Regions from separate parts of the Homo sapiens genome. Here region 2 is linked to region 1. The links are chromatin loops, found by intact Hi-C in ENCODE. Cell type or tissue: mammary epithelial cell. All regions are shown on one strand. Each heading gives the region's core, and the rest is flanking DNA. Links, peaks and the distances in the headings are about the cores only.

Region 1 (5,853 bases), core at 1,136-5,135:
CACTGCAACCTCTGCCTCCCGGATTCAAGTGATTCTCCTGCCTCAGCCTCCTGAGTAGCTGGGACTACAGGCACATGCCACCACACCTGGCTAATTTTTTGTATTTTTAGTAGAGACGGGGTTTCAGCGTGTTAGCCAGGATGGTCTCGATCTCCTGACCTCGTGATCTGCCCACCTCGGCCTCCCAAAGTGCTGGGATTACAGGAGTGAGCAACCACGCCTGGCCAATTCATCTCTTGAGCCTTAGTGTCCTCACCTGTAAGATGGGAATATCCACTTTACAGAGTTTTCTGGAAAATTAGATGAGATGAAATAAGTGAGAGTCATAGGTGTTGTGCCTGGCACATCATAGGCACTTGGTAAACCTGAGTTCATTTCCTTCCTTTATTGGGCAGCTTCCTGGCTCAGGTCCCTATTTCACATAAATTGTATGCCTAGCAGCACCCTATTCATTTTATAAATTGAATATGAGAATCAGATGATAAGAGTTTGGGACCATCTTTAGCAGATGGTTTTTGTTAAAGGTACCTTTTGAAGTGGGGGTAGTGCCGTTTCATTTCATGGTCTGTGTTGTGTACCTTTGCAGCATGTCTTTGTGATATGCAGTGATGTGACTGGAATTTCGTACAGTAGGATGGGATACTGAAAGTAAATCTGATCATTGGTAGCACCTTTCCTGTAATTACAGCACAGGAGAGAGGTAGTGTGACTATGTAAATAGAGCTAGAAGTGCTATTGAAATAACTCAGCAGATTCTTTAAAGAGAAAAAGGGGAGAAAAACCCCACCACCTTCCACAGAGACATTCCCATGCTAGGCCTGCACTGACACTGCAACACCAGATAGACGATTCAGTTTATTTTGCTCCAACATTTTACGCGTTGGTCAGAGAAAATGGTTTTCATTAACACAAGGTAATGAAAAATTTTGTGCCATGGTATCATGTTTGTAAAAAGCTTAATTACATTGTTGCTGTTTCTGTTTTGAACCTAATTCTGGTAGTCTGCGCGTAGCTGGCGTGCCAGTTCCGGGTTGTGGGTCTAGGCAGTTGGAGAAAAGAAGCAATTATCCAGTTAATGTAAAGAATCCTGCTAAGGAGGAAAGAAAGGTGCCCCTCATGCCCTCATCAGTCACTCCAATTGGTGTTTATAGGGAATTAAGTTCTCTGGTAATTGCCCTCCTTCCCTTTCCTTTGTCTGCTAGGGCCATCATCACAGGCCTTAAGTGAACAACTCTGGGAGTATTTCCGGCCTCTTCTCTAAGTCAGGCCAGTAATGCAGCTGTTAAGCACTGACATCTGGGTCTCAGTCATGCTTCCAGACCAGGATTGTTCTTAGTTCCAGGAGATTAATTGACCCATAAGAAATATTATAATGCAAATATATGTTTGCGCCAATTTGCTGACCAGTGCTTGCTATCCTGGAATTCACAGTGTGGCAGAATACAACTGTCTGGCATTAAGGATAACCTAGGTCTTGTTTCCACTTGTTTCCAGCATGTACTAATCTAGGGTGAACTTTCTTCACACGTAGAGAGCATCAAAGAGGAAGGTGTTGAAGCAGGAGCCCTGGATTAGGGATCAGGAGTGTGGAGTCTGGTTCCAACACTGTCACATTTCTGCTGTGTGTCCCTTTCCAGGCCCTTAACCTGTGCTGGGCCTCAGTTTTCTCATGTATAGAATGCAGTAATCATAGCTTAATTTCTAGCCAGCTTTCTAGGGTTGTTAATCTATCCTTTTATCAAAAGGATAAAATGATATGTTATAAATGAAGACACCTTAAAAAACAAAGCACTCTGCAAACGTAAGATGTTATTAAATGTAAACTCAATGACATTATTTCAACATTCACATTAGAGAAACAACATTTGAAGTCTTCTAGGCCACACACAAGTTATTGTAGAGCTTAAATTTCTCTTTGGTGAAGTTCTTTTAGGACAGATAAATATGCCTCAGGGCCAGCTTATCTCTTTGAACATCGTAACTGGATATTCTTTGGCTTCCTTTTTCCATTATTTAATCTTACTAAATTTCTCTTTTATTTTGAAGCATTGGGAATAATGAGAAAACTGGAAGATTTCAACAATAATGAGTGGAAATAATATGAAGGACCTATGGGAAGAGAGAATAAATTATATTAAATATATTCAAAGCAAAAGATGAGAAAAGACATTCTTTAAAAAATAGTGATAATGTTAAAATATCTTTTTTAGAAGTAATAGACTTGGGAACAGAAAAGGGATGTTGTTAACTTTTTTTTTTTTTGAACCGAAGTTAACACCCAGCACTGTCCTTTCTTTACTTAGCGAAACATACGGTGGAAACAGATTTCTGTGATCTTCTGCGGTCTCTGTTACTGGCCACCCCATTCATGTGACATCGGCACACTTGGCTCATTTAAAAGGCTTCTCAGTGATGTCTTGAAAGCCTAATCCTTTTTCATTTTATCTCTTTCATCCTGCAGGCCATGATGAAGTTAATTCGTTTTAACTTTCCGAGACACAACCACTTTTACAAAACAGGAAAATGAAAGGACTCTGAAAAGTGTGACACAGAATATCTAGTTTGCAGAATAGACTGTGCAGGGCGGGAGGATGGCCGACGACGGGTTTCATTTAGGAACTCAAAGTGAAAGGACAGGGCAAGAAGTGTAGTGAACACCTTCAGGGAAATGCCGAAGAGACCAACTGTTATTTGAAAACTTGGATAGGTTTTGGGGCCCCAGATCCAAGCACCTTGTTTTGTTGTTGTTGTTGTTGTTGCTGTTTTTGAGACGGAGTCTTGTTCTGTCACCAGGCTGGAGTGCAGTGGCATGATCTTGGCTCACTGCTGCCTTCGCCTCCTCAGTTCAAGCGATTCCCCTGCCCCAGCCTCCTGAGAAGCTGGGACTACAGGCACGCACCACCATGCCCAGCTAATTTTTTTGTATTTTAGTAGAGACAGGGTTTCACCATATTGGTCAGGATGGTCTCAATCTCCTGACCTCGTGATCTGCCCGCCTCAGCCTCCTAAAGTGCTGGGATTACAGGCATGAGCCACTGCGCCCGGCCAGCACCTTGGTGTTTATGGAGATGGCGATGTGCCTTGCTTCACTGGGGTATGGATGGGCGGAGTTTCTGTTCCAGACTTGCTTGTCTTCCCCAACCCTGCCTACCTTCTTTAGAGGAGGAAATATATGTTCAGTCTTCATGGAGCTAAGAAAAAGCCAGACAGCCGAGGAAGAAGCTAATAATTAGGCTTCTTTGGAAGGTATGAGACAAATTGGCAGCATGGTCACCCGGGAAAACACAGTGGGGCTTTGTCTGCAACTAAGAACTCTAGAAATCATGGTGTCTGGATACCACGGGGTTTAAGCTGTGGAAGCCTCAGCCTGCGTGTGGAAGCTGGGCTTTCTAATTGGATCACTGGCACACACAGTGCTGTTGCTTCTTCTCTGCCCATGTCCCCCAGAGCATCTATCTGCTTTTGTTACTGCATTGTTATGAATGCCCTTCTTTGGCGCCCTCCACTTTTCCTGAAGGCAGGCTGGGAAGCAGCCCTTGGCATGTGTGATGGCTGCGCTGCATGCTGGCCATCGAAGGATGTCCATCCAAGGAAAAGCTGCTCTCCCTCAGCCCTCACCCTTGGCTTTTGCCCCACCCTGCCTCCCAACTGCCGGTGCATTCAATTCCCTGCCTTTGTCCAAGGGGCAGGACAGGGCACGACCACTTTGGCTCCCCTTTTCCCTTTGGAAGCCAAAGTCACTCCTCCAGCTTCAGAACTGTGAGTTTCTTGTGCATGCCGCTGGCTTGGTGGGAATATGAGAATGGGAACTCTAACTCTCACTGTGTGAAGAGTTGGCAAGGGTGCATGTGCACGCTATTGTGTGTTATCTGTAAGAGAACTGCAAAAACAAGTGTCTAGAATTAGATTCAGTGCTTCAGGACCCCCTCTCCTTTCTCCATTTAGATTCCTCAACAGAAGCTGCTTTTCGCTTGATTAACTGTAACAAACTCTCTTTGGAGTTTTGTATTTTGGAAACTGCATTGCCAAAGGAAAATCATTATGTCTGCTGTAAAAGCCCCAAATAAATTCCTCCTAGGGTAAATGGAGGAAAAAGAATAGAAGGGTTTAATCTATCATCTTGCCTATTAGTGAAATACTTAGTGACCTAGTTCATTTACATATTAAATGTGCTAGACCTATTTGTGCCTTCTTTTTTTTTAACTTGTTACCTTGGAAACCATGCCCTGGCTCAGAAATTACACAAGGCCAACAGCAAATCTGCAGTCTGGTTTCTTCACACAGACAAGTCAGTTAATGGGGAAAGGTTAGATTGTCCCAAAATGTCTTCAGTCGTTAGTAGAAAAAGGAGAGGAAGGAGAAAAAGTGAGAAACATGTATTATTTTGGTAACATTTTCAAAATACTACTTTTAAACTAATTGGAAGGGATTTTACCTAGACTTAAGAAGAAAATAATAGTGTGGACTCTTAAAACTTCAGTCTGCTTTTAAAGAACTTTCCTGGTACATTTGGCAGCACTGGCATGAAAAGGATCAGCTATCAATTGACATTGAATTCCAGACCTACATTTAAGGAATCTTGACTCTCTCATTGCTTTGTTGTAATAGCACTGGTTCTTCCAGATTGTTTGGTGGTGTCTTATGTTCTCAGGCCAACTTTTCAAGAGTCTGAGAAGCAGAATTTAAAAATACGATTTAGTTAGCAGCTAGAGAGCAAAATTTCAGCCCATCTTCCCACCTGAATATGTAGCCTGCAAGTTCTGGGAGAACAAGGAACTTTACTGATCTTCTACAGTGTCTCATTTCACAGTGGAGGAGATTGGCACCCAGAGAGGTGAAATAAATTGCCAAGGGCATCCATCTGGTTTGGGGCAGTCTAGACTAGAAAACAGGCTTCTTAACACATCTTGCAGCATCATGGATGGAACTGGAGGCTATTATCCTAAGTGAAATAACTCAGAAACAGAAAGTAAAATACTACATGTTCCCACTTACAAGTGGAAGCTAAACAATGGATACACATGGACATAGAGAGTGGAATAATAGGCTGGGCGCAGTGGCTCACGCCTTTAATCTCAGCACTTTGGGAGGCTGAGGCAGGTGGATCACTTGAGGTCAGGAGTTTGAGACCAGCCTTGCCAACATGCTGAAAACCTATCTCTACTGAAAATACAAAAAATGGCCAGGTGTGGCGGTGCATGCCTGTAATCCTAGCTACTTGGGAGGCTGAGGCAGGAGAATTGTTTGAACCCCGGAGGCAGAGGTCGCAGTAAGCCAAGATTGCGCCACTGCACTCCAGTCTGTGTGACAGAGCAAGACTGCCTCAAAAAAAAAAGAGAGAGAGTGGAATAATAGACATTGGAGACTACCAAAGGTGGGAGGCTGAACGTTGAAGTATTGCTTGTTTGTTACAGTGTTCACCATTCGGGTAATGGGTACACTACAAGCCTAGAGTTTGTTGCTATGCAATATATGCACACCAGAAAATATGCACTTGTACCCCCTAAATGTATAAGAATTTTGAAAAAACTTTTTAAAAATTAGGTTTTTTGACTGCAGATCTAGTGCTCTTTCAACATTAGTCCTGACACAGATAAGTCACTTGCTTTGAGTTCTGTCAGAGGTAAAGCTGGGTGAAGAAATTGTGAGAAGAATGCTATTCTCTTTAAGCCAGCCACCAGCCAGCTTACTTGGGAAGCGGTGGAAGGAGGACACAGTGTATCCTCAAATGTTAAATCCCTTCTTAGTGGTATTTGTTGTGGATAGAAGGAATTAGATTGAATGTGGAACTTTGAGCACTCTGAGGATAAATTGTGCCTTCTCATTCAAGACACATTCAATTCTCTTGGTCAC
Region 2 (4,833 bases), core at 1-4,000, 130 kb before region 1:
TAAAATTAAATTTTTGTACTGATTACGTGTAATACCATTGAAGCAGAATATTTTGATGTGACTGTTTAAACATTTCCCTGTCAGTATGTAAAAACGTGTTTGTTACAATCAGATGTGGCAGGTTTCTCTCCCATCTATTCTCTTGTTTTCTGGGCCATAACAAACTAGATTAATGAAACAGCAGTCCTGGTAAGAGTAAGTAAAAGAGACTCTTTTAAAAAAAAAGGATAAGACTCTTTAAAAAAAAGTAAGTAAAAGAGACTCTTTAAAAACAACAACAACAAACAACTCTGTCAAGTGGTGGCAATTCTGGAAGTCTTTGATAAGGCAGAGGAAAAAGATGGAGATGCTAAGTAGTCTACCCCTTAAGACATTTTAGTACCAGACTATATTGGACTTAACTAAGGAGTTACACAAGGCCTGGGCTCAGTGGACATTTCTGCCCCATCTCTAAGATTTAACCAGGTTACCTGTTTTGTATACTAATAATTTTAAAAGTTGAGTTGTTAATATTTTAAAAGTACATTGACATATGCATGTACATTTAGAAACATACAGTTTGGAGATACTTTTGTTTTATATAAATGTCACATATTTTCAGCAGCTTGTTTATAATTTTATAATATTCATATGTGATTGCTTTATTTTTGAATAGCATCCCTCCTTGCACTAGGCTCTCAGTGAGCAGAATCTGTGTTTGACTCACTGTTGTATGCAGAGTCCCTAGAACATAGCAGGTAATCAAATATTTGATGAATGAATAAACTAGAGATGGCCTGATGATAAAATAAATTTATACTGACTAAGCACTTCATACACTGTCCAGTATTTAGTCAGCATTGAAAACATATTTATTCTTTGTACTGTTATTTATTCAGCATACACCTTCTCTACAATAAATCCCTCCTGTGCCAGTTTTACACCTAATCTATCTACGAAGCTCATCTGCAGCGTCTGTTTTTGGGGAGCCTTCCCTGAATGCCCCTTTTGGACTGGGGGTCCCACTCAGGTACTCTCATAGCATGTTGTGTTTCTCTCTATCACAAGATTTGCCAGTAATGTGTCTCTTTCCTCCCCAGATTGTCAGCTCCCAAGGGCAAGGACATGTCATATTAGGCTTGGAATCTCCAGTGCCTGGAACGCTCTTTGAAACATAGCAGGTGTTCAATAGATGTGTAATGAATCTTATTAAATCTCAGTTTCCCTTAGATTTGTTGCAACATGGTTTCTATTAGTCCATTTATGAAATTTGGGAAATAACTAGCTTTATTAATAGCTTTTGCAAACCACCTCTTAGAGTTGTGTGACTTTGGCATATGGCTAATATTCATTTTGTGTTGAAACTTTCTAGCTTCAGAATGAAAGATGATATATTCTGGTCACCTTGTACTCCTCTTTGGGAAATCTGTTCTCTCCTATACACTGACTAAACCTATTAATTTGGCTTTTGAGAAATCAAATACATGGAGACATAGAGTTGAAAGGGATTTCCTCCTCCAGTGACTTGCCTAAACTACCCATAACTAATGGTTGCTGAGCACATTTTCAAAGCTCTCCGGTGTTGGTAATGACAGAGTTTAATCACCTTTGCAGCTGTGTTCTGCCTTAGGTCAAAGATAATTCTCTGGTTGCATTCTAATCCCATTTTGTCTGGTTTTCATCTCTATAGAGACAGAGAAAAGCCAGCTAGCATCCTCCTCAAAATAAACCATCCTGTTCTTGAAGAAAGTTATTAAATCAGTCCTTGGCCTATAATTTTCAAGGTGAAGGTAGTTCAACTTCTTTCACCTTTCCTCCTAGGTCTTATCCTTCATCATCTGAATGGTTTCTGTCATTTCTCTCTGGATCTTTTCCAACTTCTCTGCCACTCTCTAGAAATTCAGAAACCACAACTTGACTCAACATTAATAAGCGGCTGACCAAAGTTAAATATAGAAAAAATTATAGGTTCTCAGCTTTGTGTGTCGTGCTCTGTCAGTACATGTCATGGTAGGAGAATGCCATTAATCTAGACATTACTAAAGCATCATTTGTGATATCCTAAAACAAGGTTGAATAAGGATTTACCACTTTAAAAATAATCTTCTCCATAAATACAATAAACAGAAGCACAGGAAGATATTTAAAATGCTTACAACAATATACTATTTCAGGAATTTGTAAGTGAAAAATAACCAATATCACACATTATAAGCTGTTTTCAACTTTTCACTAGACCAGTTTGCCTAAGGAATTCTTTTAACGATTGGTTTAGTAAATCAGATTGTATTTCTGTGGGTATTTGAAAATGATACTGCATTTTGACACTGAAATCATTTTGTTCATTAGAGCTTTTATTAATTCAATTGCCTTCCAAGTTTCTCAAATTTAGTATTTTTCTGTATTTTAAAAATAATAATGACATATTTTTAAAATCGCTGTTTTTTTTAATTTTAACTTTTTTAGAGACAGAAACAGTCTTGCTCTGTCATTCAGGCTGAAATGTAGAGATATAATCATAGATCACTGCAGCCTCAAACTCCTGGGCTCAAGTGATCCTCCTGCCCCAGTCTGTTGGGTAGCTAGGACTACAGGTGCATGCCACCACATGCAGCTAATTTTTAAATTTTTTGTAGACATGGGTCTCACTATGTTGCCTGGGCTGCTCTTGAACTACTGGCCTCAAGTGATCCTCCCACTTCAGCCTCCCAAAGTGCTGGGATTGCAGGCATGAGCCACCACACCCAGCCAATAACTGTATTTTCTTTTTTTTTTTTTATTATTATTATACTTTAAGTTTTAGGGTACATGTGCACAATGTGCAGGTTAGTTACATATGTATACATGTGCCATGCTGGTGCGCTGCACCCACTAACTCGTCATCTAGCATTAGGTATATCTTCCAATGCTATCCCTCCCCCCTCCCCCCACCCCACAACAGTCCCCAGAGTGTGATGTTCCCCTTCCTGTGTCCATGTGTTCTCATTGTTCAATTCCCGCCTATGAGTGAGAATATGCAGTGTTTGGTTTTTTGTTCTTGCGATAGTTTACTGAGAATGATGATTTCCAATTTCATCCATGTCCCTACAAAGGACATGAACTCATCATTTTTTATGGCTGCATAGTATTCCACGGTGTATATGTGCCACATTTTCTTAATCCAGTCTATCATTGTTGGACATTTGGGTTGGTTCCAAGTCTTTGCTATTGTGAATAATGCCACAATAAACATATGTGTGCATGCGTCTTTATAGCAGCATGATTTATAGTTCTTTGGGTATATACCCAGTAATGGGATGGCTGGTTCAAATGGTATTTCTAGTTTGAGATCCCTGAGGAATCACCACACTGACTTCCACAATGGTTGAACTAGTTTACAGTCCCACCAACAGTGTAAAAGTGTTCCTATTTCTCCACATCCTCTCCAGCACCTGTTGTTTCCTGATTTTTTAATGATTGCCATTCTAACTGGTGTGAGATGGTATCTCATTGTGGTTTTGATTTGCATTTCTCTGATGGCCAGTGATGGTTAGCATTTTTTCATGTGTTTTTTGGCTGCATAAATGTCTTCTTTTGAGAAGTGTCTGTTCATGTCCTTCGCCCACTTTTTGATGGGGTTGTTTGTTTTTTTCTTGTAAATTTGTTTGAGTTCATTGTAGATTCTGGATATTAGCCCTTTGTCAGATGAGTAGGTTGCGAAAATTTTCTCCCATTTTGTAGGTTGCCTGTTCACTCTGATGGTAGTTTCTTTTGCTGTGCAGAAGCTCTTTAGTTTAATTAGATCCCATTTGTCAATTTTGGCTTTTGTTGCAATAACAGTATTTTCTAATTGATTTTTTTTCTATTTCCTTTTAAGTTTTTATTTGTGAAACGCTGCTCCCCAGAATAGATTTTCACATTCTCTGTTCCCATTTTACCTGGAAATATGATGTAGTGCAATAGTGTTGCTAGTAGTTGTTGGCACCTCTCTGAAAAGAAGGTTGGCTCTTAAGGTGTCCCTGGTTTCCTTTCCATGTTCAGTTGCTCCTCATCTACTTTTGACTTTTCCAGCTGCCAAGTGGATGAGAAATGGGTTCAGAGACAACAACCCTCTGTTCTATAAGATTGCTAAATTTCACTATTAATTTGTAAGTTTTGACCTCAGTTTCTTTTGTTCTTCCAAGGACTAGCTGTACTTCCCCAAGTAGTTCTTTTAGCAAACTCCTTCCTATTCTTTTAAAAACATTTGTATATATCATATTGAAAAGACTTTATTTGGATTCATGAAATAATTTGTTTAGTTATTTTTTTCCTAAGTCAGTTAGATTCTGTTAAGTTTAGATTCTCTTTTATTTAATAGTTTTCCTAAAAGCCAAATTGCATACAAGGACTTGGATGCAGATATTCTGTTTGAGAGGTTATCTCAAAGATTAAGAAGGAGGGAAAGGGTCTGGGTGCGGTGGCTCATGCTTATAATCCCAGCACTTTGAAAGGCCGAGGCCGGTAGATCACCTGGGGTCAGGAGCTCGAGACCAGCCTGGCCAACATAGTAAAACCTGGTCTCTACTGAAAATACAAAAACTAACCGGGCATGATGGTGGGTGCCTGTGATCCCAGCTACTAGGGAGGCTGAGGCAGGAGAATCACTTGAACCAGGGAGGCAGAGGTTGCAGTGAGCTGAGATTGCACCACTGCACTCCAGCCTGGGTGACACAGCGAGACTTAGTCTCAAAAAAAAAAAAAAAAAAAAAAGGAAAAGGAAGAGTGAGAAAGGGAAGGAGGAAAAGCAAATATAGTACATTACCAAGGTCTAGCCATGGACAGTGGGGATTCAATTTCACCCAGAGCTCTGAGAAGCATATGGTGTTCCTCCCA

What was found. Peaks named below come from ENCODE experiments on the same cell type or tissue, not always from the same donor. Only the 100,000 strongest peaks of a DNase experiment are listed, where the experiment ranks them.
Region 2: it touches region 1 in a loop (4-fold over the local background); 1 of 110 quality-filtered maps calls a loop at or near these places.

What each region holds. Positions count from the first base shown.
Region 1 is chr4:98,584,802-98,590,654 of GRCh38, reverse strand. All of the region lies in intron 1 of TSPAN5 (tetraspanin 5), which reads left to right. Among named protein-coding and RNA genes, the nearest start is that of TSPAN5, 71 kb to the left of the region's middle. In mammary epithelial cell, for the core only: no CTCF peak of the experiment used is centred there; no DNase peak of the experiment used is centred there; H3K4me3 peaks cover 210 bases; H3K27ac peaks cover 344 bases.
Region 2 is chr4:98,718,147-98,722,979 of GRCh38, reverse strand. No RefSeq gene overlaps it. Among named protein-coding and RNA genes, the nearest start is that of TSPAN5-DT, 62 kb to the right of the region's middle. In mammary epithelial cell, for the core only: no CTCF peak of the experiment used is centred there; a DNase peak (open chromatin) is centred at 1,859.